Linked DNA regions of Homo sapiens: region 1 is linked to region 2. A link is a loop called in an ENCODE intact Hi-C map of the cell type or tissue named here. Cell type or tissue: GM12878. All regions are shown on one strand. Links, peaks and the distances in the headings refer to the core of each region. The heading gives the core; the rest is flanking DNA.

What was found. Hi-C counts contacts between places; a loop is a spot of excess contacts. Peaks named below come from ENCODE experiments on the same cell type or tissue, not always from the same donor. Only the 100,000 strongest peaks of a DNase experiment are listed, where the experiment ranks them.
Region 1: it touches region 2 in a loop (6-fold over the local background); 1 of 110 quality-filtered maps calls a loop at or near these places.

The regions. Positions count from the first base shown.
Region 1 is chr10:107,999,465-108,004,850 of GRCh38, reverse strand. The region is part of intron 4 of LINC01435 (long intergenic non-protein coding RNA 1435); the gene reads left to right. Among named protein-coding and RNA genes, the nearest start is that of LINC01435, 67 kb to the left of the region's middle. In GM12878, for the core only: no CTCF peak of the experiment used is centred there; no DNase peak of the experiment used is centred there.
Region 2 is chr10:106,928,180-106,933,565 of GRCh38, reverse strand. The region is part of intron 2 of SORCS1 (sortilin related VPS10 domain containing receptor 1); the gene reads left to right. Among named protein-coding and RNA genes, the nearest start is that of SORCS1, 230 kb to the left of the region's middle. In GM12878, for the core only: no CTCF peak of the experiment used is centred there; DNase peaks (open chromatin) are centred at 1,975 and 2,693; H3K4me3 peaks cover 668 bases; H3K27ac peaks cover 2,658 bases.

The DNA of each region.
Region 1 (5,386 bases), core at 311-5,310, 1.1 Mb before region 2:
GCTGTTTGCCTTGAGTTTAAGCAAAAGGCAATCCCAGTTCTCATTTAGGATTATTCAAAGATTATCTACAATAAAACATATTACATATTTAGAATAGGCCATGGTTTTGCATTCTTCTCTTGTATAACACTCACAGGGCAACCAAAAGAACTAGACTCTGGAGTCTCAGCCTCTGTAGTATTTGTACCTCCTGAATATACATATCAATTCTGTCCAAAGATTGGAGAGAAGTAATGACGCAGTCTGGTAGAGGGAGGACAGTTTTATTCAAGACTTAGAAACACAGATCAAGACTTCAGGCCTGCATCAGAAGGCACATGTCTGATGCTGTAGACTCCTTATTCTTTTGTGGGCCAAGGGTACTTTCAGTCCAGGTACTCCAGAGGTAAAGGGGCTGGATATCCCCTTAGCTTCATAATAACTGACTGCACTTGCCTTGTCACTGTGCGATGACTTCGCTTTTAAGGAGAGTTGAACACTCAATGGATTCAACACGGACACATAAAACATGATGACTTTCCTCAAGGACTTTACATTTTTTAATATCTTTTTATATAAATGTAAATGATGATGTAAATGCACATGTGGTTGTCTTTGCTAATTATAGTTTACTAGGTACTTAGCATGTGAGTGGTTCCTGCTAAGTACCTGGTAAGTTCTATAAGTTTTTGCTAAGTAGTAAGTTCATTACATTAGTATCTGATTTAATCTCCATAATGTCTCTACAACGTAGGTGTTTTAGCATGACCTGTAATTTATGGGCATAATAGGTTTATTACCAAAAAAAAAAAAAAAACCCATGGTTATTCAAGGCAAATTGGACCTAGGTGACAGTTTTCCTAGCCCCATCACAACAAGCCATACAACCTCCAGAGAACCAACTGGAGAATGTAACTGCTCTAATTTAACATAACATCAGAATCTCCAGCAGAACCTTTGAACTTATGCCCATAAAGCCACATGCTGTAAAGAACCAAACAATTTAATGTGTAGATTACCCTTGGTCACATAAAACATAAAGCTACCAGAATAGAAATGCAGCTATGTGTAACAGATACAGGTGCTAATCTCAGGTCACATGCCTTCATGGTCTTTGCTCTCTTTCTCATTAGCTATGTGGTCTAGCATAGTTCCATAATTTATATGAGTCTCAGATTCATCATTTAAAAAAGGAAAATAATGAAGCTCATTTTAGCTCAGCAAGGATTAATTAAGATAAAACATACAATACATTTTTAAGTGCAGCACCTGGCACAAAGTAAGCTTTAAGTAAATGGTAATTAGCTCTCAGGATTATAATAATAATAATGATTAGAAGTAGCAGTATTAGTATTATTATTACTATTATCAAAACATGCAGAACTATCTGGCATATATTAGGACCAACTTGTTTGTGGAAGGATGTTTGCTTTTTCAAAGCTTACACTTAATATCCTTACAAATATAGAGAAGAATAGAAATGGTAGTAAACTTAATTTTTTACCTACTTAAATTTGCTCTTTAGCCCTTTCTGTTTCATATCTTATAGAAACCAGCATGGTTAATCTAGGGTCTGATTGAACATTTCTGTGACACTAAACTTGTTGACATTGCTCATCTCTTGCATCCTTCCAACTTCTCAGTGGCATAGTGAGAACAAGCATCACCTTCACTTTGTTAATTAAGCTATCTATGCAGTAAAGTATCAGAAAAGAAGCCAATCTCCAGATTGTCTGACTTCTCACTGTAACTTCAGGTTCCACTATTACAACCTATGTCTACTTTATATTCTTATTCTCCTAATCTGTGACTCCACTGCTCACCAGAAGTAATATCATCTGCAACTCTTTTAACTGTCTTAAGTCAGTATTGAACAAAGCCATTCTGTAGGGCATCAAGCACCAATTGTTAGCATGGTCAGCAAAGTGCCATGGAATGGAGCTGACACTAAGCCCAGTAAAAATCCTTTCTACCTGCAAGCACCTTCTTGTTTCATTTGAGGGACAAGCACAGGACTCATGATAAAAGCGTCATAAGAACGGATATAACTGTGCAACAATTATGAAAAGAAAGGAATGTTGAAACTATCTGGCTTTTGCATTGGTTTGTGGTTCTCTATGGACCAGATGTCTAACTTACCATGATTAATTCTGTCTTGAGTTTCAAGTTCCTTATAAAAGGCTTTGGTTTGTTCCTTAGACTTATAAATATACCAAGCAAATGTAGCTGAATAGGTTTGCCTGATGAAATCTTGTTCCAGCATAGGGGAAAAGAGCTTCATAATAAAACAAATAAATAAAAACAAATGTTTAAACAGAATGACTAAATAATAATATAAAAGTAAATAAATAAGTAAATGTTCTAGATGTTAAAAAACTGTAACTTTATTTTTTAAGTTTTTTTTTTTTAATTTTTAACATCAAAATGTTCAGCTTCTGTTCACAGCTGGGTTGTATGGTTTTTTTCCTGGATCTGATGTGTGGTTAAAGTGCCTTAGTTTCCCAATGATCATGATACACCAGTGAATATTGAAAGGCGGGGGAGAGAAACTTTTAAGGAAATACTTGTAAGATATTTGTAAGACGACACCCCATCAAGGAATGCAAACCACATTAAGAGTGTTATGGGTTGAATTTTGTCCCCTTAAAATTCTTATATTGATGTCCTAGCCCCCAGAACCTCAGAATGTGACGTTATTTGTGAATAGGGTTATTATAGATGTACTTAGGTAAAATGGGATCATACTGGAGTAGGGTGAGCCTTTAGTCTAATATGACTGGTATACTTATAAAAGGGGAAATTTGAATGTAGACACCCACACTTGGAGAATGTCACCTGAAGATGGAGGCTGATGCTCCTACAAGCCAAGAAATGGCCAGCAACCCAGTGGAAGCTGGGGAAGAGGCATGCAACAGATTTGTCCTCGCTGTCCTGAGAAGGAAGTTCTATCAACATCTTGATCTAGGATTCTCCTAGTTTCCAGAACTATGTGATAATACATTTTTATTGTTTAAGCCACCAAGTTTGTGGTACTTTGTTACAGTAACCCTAGAACACTAATGCAAAGGGAAATGGAACTTGTTAAGAATTGTTAAAATCCACTTATATCACTTGATTCCTTCACAGAGTAAACTGTTGTGAGCATAAGAAATATGTCTGGGACGAAAAGCTTCTCAGAAGTAGGCAGCCTTAAATATATTCATAGTTATCTCTCCGTCAGGATTTAGGTTTTGCTCTAGAGAAAGTCTTACCATTTTATTTTAACTGAAAGCCTTTACCCAATCTGCAGTGTATTAAGATTCCAGCAGGTAGAACTCATTGAAGAAAATTGCTTTCTGCAAAGATGTATGATTCATTCATTCACACATCTGAGCTATTTAGGGGAAATTATCCATGGGATTGTATTATTAGTTTAAAAGCTGCTGCATTTGTTTTTGTGTCAGTATAATTTTATACTGTAAAAAACATATTTGAAAAATCGACTTTGTTTTGTTAAAAATGTGATTCAAATATCACATTTTTATTTGTGATAGGGGTTGTAAAACAGAACCACGGCCAGGTGCGGTGGGTCACGCCTGTAGTCTGAGAACTTTGGGAGGCCGAGGCAGATGGATCACGAGGTCAAGAGATCAAGACCATCCTAGCCAACATGGTGAAACCCCATCTTTACTAAAAATACAAAAATGAGCTGGGTGTGGTGGCACGTGCTTGTAGTTCCAGCTACTAAGGAGGCTGAGGCAGGAGAATCACTTGAACCTGGGAGGCAGAGGTTGCAGTGAGCCAAGATCACGCCACTACACTCCAGCCTGGGCAACAGAGCGAGACTCTGTCAAAAAAAAAACAAAAAAAAAAACAAAAAAACAGAACCACCTATTTTCTGCTGTTTCCAAAGCCTGTAATTTCTCCCAAAGTCCTCCTTTAGATACTGTTGTATATAGTTAAAGAGAAATGTCAGCCAGCTGTGTTGGTTTTGATATACTGAGTGAGAAAAGGCTTTAAGCATCTTTCCTGTTAACTGTTTTGGAAAGCCTAGTTATGGCAGTTGAGTTCTCTGAGTTTCGTGTGCATCTTAAGAGATTTCTCCAAATTCCAAGTGAAACTAAAGTCATTCCTCTAGGTTGAATAAGAGATAGTTTCCTCTTGCAAAAATGTAGGACCAAGAGAGTCTCCTTAATGAATCAGAAAAGCATTAAACATATAAATACATCTAAATCCTTGTTTATTTCTTTATCTATCTACCTAAATATCTATCTTTATCATAAACTAAATGTGTGAGAGTCATTATGAAATGGTCTAAAGTAAAGTAGACCACAGGAAAAAAATTAGTCAGAGTCTGGAACTCACTCATCACAATCAAGGGAAAAGTCATCTTACAGTTTCAGATAAACTTTATTTTTTAAATCTTATTATTGTAGTAAAATGCACATACAATAATATACCATCTTAGGCATTTTAAGTGTACAGTTCAGTGTTATTAAATACATTCACAATGTTGTGCCGCTCTCACCCCCACCCATCTCCATAATATGCTTTTTGTCTTGTAAAACTGAAACTCTACATTCATCAGATGTTAACTCCCCATTCTCCCAGACCTACTTTCTGTCTCTATAATTTTTGACTATTCTAAGCATTTGTCTTTAAGTAAATGGCTTATTATACATAGCATAATGCCCTCAAGGCTCATCAATGTTGTGGGATATATCAGAACTGCCTTTTTTTTTCTTTTTCTTTTTTTTTAATTGAGATGGAGTTTCACTCTTGTCACACAGGCTGGAGTGCAATGGCACGATCTCAGCTCACTGCAACCTCTGCTTTCCGGCTTCAAGCAATTCTCCTACCTCAGCCTCTCAAGGAGCTGGGATTACAGTCATGTGCCACCATGCCTGGTTAATTTTTGTATTTTTAGTAGAGAGGGGGTTTCACCACGTTGGCCAGGCTGGTCTTGAACTCCTAACCTCAGGTGATCTGCCCGCCTCGGCCTCCCAAAGTGCTGGGATATTAGGTGTGAGCCACCAACCCCGGCCAGAAACTCCTGCCTTCTTTTTTTAAGGCTGAATAACATGTCATTGTATATCTATACCACATTTTACTTATCCATTAATATACTGATAGACGCTTGGGTTGCTTCCAAGTTTTAGGTATTGAATAATGCTGGTATGAACAGGGGTGAACAAATATTTGTTTGAGACCCTGTTTTCAATGCTGGGGGATATATACCCCCAAATTGAATTGTTGGATCATATGTAAATTCTATTTTTAAGTTTTTGAGGACATGCCAACATGTTTTCCACAGTGGCAGTGGCATTTTCAATTCCCATCAACAATGCGCAGGTAATTTTTTACATCTTTGTCAACATTTGTTATTTTATGGGTTTTGTGTTTTGTTTTGTTTGGATAGTGGCTATTC
Region 2 (5,386 bases), core at 88-5,087:
TTGCAACTTCTTGGCCTTGTAGCACCAGAGTTACCACATAGTGGTACTCATTAACTAGTTGTTTAATAAATCAATGAATTAATAAATCATTGATTATATTTTAGCTACCATTCTATTGATCCTAAGCCTGGAAATATGCTAAATACATTTTATACTCAGTGGCTGTCAATCCTGCGAACATTAACATCTTCTGGGGGACATTTTAAAATAGTATATGTGTGGCCCCACCCAAGACCAATTGAATCAGAATCTCTAGGACTGAGCCCAGGACACAGGTAGTGTAAAAGCTACCCAGGTGATTTTAATCTGGAAAATACAGAGAATCGATGAACTTTGGCCCATTATTTTTCTGGGGTTTGCTTGACTGAGCTGCTCATTAGTGTTGCTGATACCTTATTTCTGGGCTTCCTAGTTTCAGTGAACATGTTCTCCCATCTTGCCATTTGTCATGGCTAAAATATTCTGCATTTACAAGGATGCAAATTCATCATCTACATGTAATCTCTTTTGCATTTAGACCTGAACACGATCGTGCTGTCCAGGTAAATCATAAACTTAGATCCCTTTGTGGTGTGAAAGAAATACAAATTAGGATGGGGAAAATTAATGTTGACAGAGATCACTGATATGCTTTAAATTGCAGAGGCCCGGGTCTCAGATTGGTTTCAGAATCACAGCTATTGATAATCATTCTATAACATTATAAAGTGAGGAGGCAGTGCCTGGAAAGTGGTTTGAATTGGAGTCTAATCCCCAGTTAAGCATTTAGCTTGCAACTGTGTTGGCACAAACCAGCTAAAATTTACCATTGCTGCGAGGGGAGTGCTCACCTTGAAGGTGCTTCTGATTCTACAGAAGGCAGAGCAGACAAGCTCATTTTGCATGTTTGTCAAGGGTGTCCTTAGAGCAAAACTTGGTCTGGATTTCTTGGAATTATGGTGCTTTGTTTCTCTTGGATAGTTAACATTTTCATTTTCCTGAGTCTTGCTAAGGTGTCATTTTGTCCAAGAAGCAAGCATAAGTTGAGCTGGAGACAGGCATACACACATGTGGTGGGAACTGGGGAGAAAGATCACTATCACTCTAAGGCAGCAAGGTATACCTTTTCTTTGTCACCAGTGACAAAGTTAAATAACAACTTAAGATTCCAGTAATAACACAGGTGACAGTAGTGCTGTGAGTTGCTTCAGGAAAGGGGGATTTGATGCCAAATGCATGGTATCAGGGGAGCAATCAGCAGCCAAATGTGAAGTTATTTTTACTCAAGACAATGCTTTCTACTTTGTTTTTTTAAAAATTTCAGGATATACTCAAATATATCAAAAAAATCATGTAATTCTCAAAAATAATAATATATTTGTAGACTATATTAATACTATAGTATGCTTCTACCAGTGTGTATGGAAGGGGATAAAAATTCACATAACATCAGTGCTTTGTAAATGGGGGATCAAATTGACTAATGATCTGCTTGACACCTTTCCCCATGAGAACATCCCCAGGGTATAACTGTCAACGTCCCCAAACCCTGTGCTTTCCTAAGCTTCCTGGAAGCATTCAAGTCTGTGAATATTACTGCTGTTATGGAAAAATTGGCTTTTGTTTTTCCCCATGAGATATTTTTCCTGTCTTACTAGCATGTATGACCAGCATTTGCAGTGCATTTATCTCCTATTACCCTTTTGTTTTTCTTTTTGCTCTTACCTTTGATTCCAGAAATGTTTTTAAAATAATGGATGATAGTTAATACACAGCATGGCAGGCAGGAAAAATGAACAGCAGTGAGTTCATTTTGATAGACTATGCTGTCTGCAGATAATTTACCAGGGCAGAGTGCTGACATACACAACCCTAAAAAAAGGACTTATCCCTGTTCTTAAACCAAAATCATTCTTGAAAGTTTCCATTATTCATAAGGCAACATCTCTGAAAACTGCAGGGGGCTTTCCCACGATGATGCCTCTGAGCTAGTGGCTCTCTGGTTCAGGAGTTACAAACGAGCAAACATCTGTATTTGTGCACTTGGGGAGATTGCCAGCTTTCAGAGGACTTTACACTGAAGGCCAGCATGGTGAAACAGTTTCCTGTCCTTATTACCAAGTATTTTCCCCACCCGCTTCCATGCTCTTCTCAGTGAGTTCTGACTTCTGAGATTCTGCTCTTGCAGTTGTTTTTGTAGCTCCATTGTGTTGACTTTATTTCATCACTTTTCTGTCCTACTGCTACTGTAAACCCCTTGATGGTAGGACCACGTTTCTTTGTATGTACTGGTTTACTGGAGTGTACATTAAGTAGGCTTATCAACATTGAATTAGTTAATTAACAGCCAAAAAAGTATTTCTGGAGCTCGCTACATAGGATTTAAGTACAAATGCCTCTCAAGTATTTTTGGTCCCTGAGAGTCTTCTAGGAGAAGAAGGGTAGGGCAAGGATTTTTATGAGTCTTCTTAAAATTAGGAAGGAAATTAGACAACCAGTGTATATTTTTCCAGGATTCAACTCCACAGCATGTGGTTTTTCCAGAATCACACGGCTATAATTTGTGGTAATTGGTGGGGATTATAAAACCACAGTTATCAGCATTAATACATTTCATAGCCAGTTCCACCACAGTTGTATCTTAGGAAATTCTGATTGCAAAACTCCCCTGAGATCTGCTGAAATTACCTTTTCTTTGAAGGGCAGATTCCCCATGTCTTGATTGAGAAGGCTTTGAGCAGATGTGGTTTCAGAAGGAGTTAGTGGGGAAGCATTAGAACACTAGGTTCCCTGGACTTTTGAAGAAGTTTCACCTAGAAGCCTTATCTGACTAACCATATTATTAAAAAAAGAAAAAGTTCTGACTCCTAAGAACCATCATATCTTTCCAAATTCTGAAGAAAAAAACCAAAACAAAGCAAGATGAAACAGAATGCACCTGATTCAAGCATGCGATGTTATAAAGCCCTCCTGTGTTGGTGTTGTGCCTGTGAGCTGGCTATTTTCTTGAATGTGAAGATAATAATTTATAATGAGATGCTCAGATACATAAATACACACATGAACATACAATGCCAGCTTCCGTGTATCCCAGTAGCAAAATGAAGCAAGGAGAGCTGAGGGTTCTGCAAATAATTTGTATTCAATATACAGCAGCCCTGCCACTTATTTTGCAGGGTAGCTGATGACTGTTTACCCTAAGCATAAGCATAATGAGTCTGTTAGGAGTGACCTTTCCTGGTGATTTTGTAACCAATCTGTCTTAACCTTTTAATTCATTTTTGTTTTTTTGTTTTTTTTTTTTAGAGACAGAGTCTCGCTCTGTCGCCCAGGCTGGGGTGCAGTGGCACGATCTCGGCTCACTGCAAGCTCCGCTTCCCGGGTTCACGCCATTCTTCTGCCTCAGCCTCCCAAGTAGCTGGGACTGCAGGCGCTCAGCACCACACCCGGCTAATTTTTGTACTTTTTTTAGTAGAGACGGTTGGTATTTTTTTAGTAGGGATGATTTAATATGTCTCATCACCGTGTTAGCCAGGATGGTCTCAATCTCCTGACCTTGTGATCCACCCTCCTCGGCCTCCCAAACTGCTGGGATTACAGGCATGCGCCACTGCGCCCGGCCATCATTAATTTTCTTAAGCAAAAGAGGTCCTCCCATCCATTCTCTGTTAGCAAGCATTCATTTTATGCCATATTCGAAATATTAGTTTAGGATTTTTAATGACCATACTCCATTTATTTTCATCTTTCTTGCTGGGATCTCAGCAACCAAGTGCTCTGATTAATACGTGTGTGTGTGTGTGTGTGTGTGTGCACGTGCACATGCCTGTGCCCTCACAATTGTGTGTGGTCATTTGTTTGTTATAGGAACCTTGCTGACTACTCCAAAATTCAGCCAGGAACAGCAGCTTAAGTTGACGAAGTTTGATTTCCCATAAACTCAGGCTACTAAAACAATGGAGGGAAAATGAACCAGAAAGCCTGCAATGTAGGCGTTTTTTGGTTGATCTGCTTTTCCAGAAGCTGATTAGCACTCTAATCTCTCTCAGTGTGGTTTCATTGTTAGAGACGGAAAAAGAAAAGAGACAGGGCTTTTCTTTTTATAAAAGGCCATGTTAGTAGGGAGGGAAAGTAAACATAAGCCACATCTCTGTAGATCTCAGTTTTCCCTAATGGGCCAATTCACATCTCTTTTTAATTCTGATACCCCAGGTCTTTTCCCTTCTTTCTTTCTTTCCTTTTGTGACTTGAATTTTTCTATTAACTGCCACAGGGATCCCACATAAAATGTATAGTGGAAAGAAGATAGAAAAAGGATGAGTAATGCACAATTTCTAAGGGTTTTAGAAATCATTTGTTCTGGGGAAAAATTCATTCTCTTCTGATCTAAAAGTATAATCCCCTTCTAAGTCTCTCCTCTAAGGCTAAGCCACCCTTGAACATGAAGCAGTTCTTAACTACTGAAGCATATTCATGGAGATAAAGTGACACAGAAGGAGCCATTGCTTTCATACCTATGAGAGCCTGTGCATTTCTTATGGATGATTTAATATGTCTCATCATCAGCATGCTTTAATTGCATGTAACTGCAATTTTAAAAAGATTTGTTCTATTTTTCCTATAAAATTATATATATAATTTTAATTTTATAATTCAGTGAATATATATATATAGGTATATATATTTTCACTAAAAAATGGAAAAATACAGAAAGTTTATTTGCTAAAAGGCAAAAAATAGATAAAAAATAGGTATTGGGGGTAGGTGGTCAGAAGCTGTTAATTCCTTTTCCCCTTTTGAGACACCTTTTAGCCTTTCTTTTTCCTACTCCTCTTTCTCCCTTCCCGGGAGAATAGGACACCTCTGCTAATAGTCTATGTGAGATGTGAGGTTGCATGCTCACATGTGGCTTTGCTTCTGTGGGGTATTGAGAGGTGACAGTGTGCTGGCAGTCTTCACAGCCCTCGCTCGCTCTCAGCGCTGCCTCTGCCTGGGCTCCCACTTTGGCGGCACTTAAGGAGCCCTTCAGCCCACCGCTGCACTGTGGGAGCCCCTTTCTGGGCTGGCCAAGGCCAGAGCTGGCTCCCTCAGCTTGCAGGGAGGTGTGGAGGGAGAGGCGTGAGCGGAAACCGGGGCTGTGCTCGGCGCTTGCGGGCCAGCTGGAGTTCCGGGTGGGCGCGGGCTTGGCGGCCCCGCACTCGGAGCAGCCTGCCGGCCCCTGGCAATGAGGGGCTTAGCACCCGGGCCAGCGGCTGCGGAGGGTGTACTGGGTCCCTCGGCAGTGCCGGCCCACCGGCGCTGCGCTCGATTTCTCGCCTGGCCTTAGCTGCCTCCTCGCGGGGCAGGGCTGGGGACCTGCAGCCCACCATGCCTGAGCCTCCCCGCCTTCGTGGGCTCCTGTGCGGCC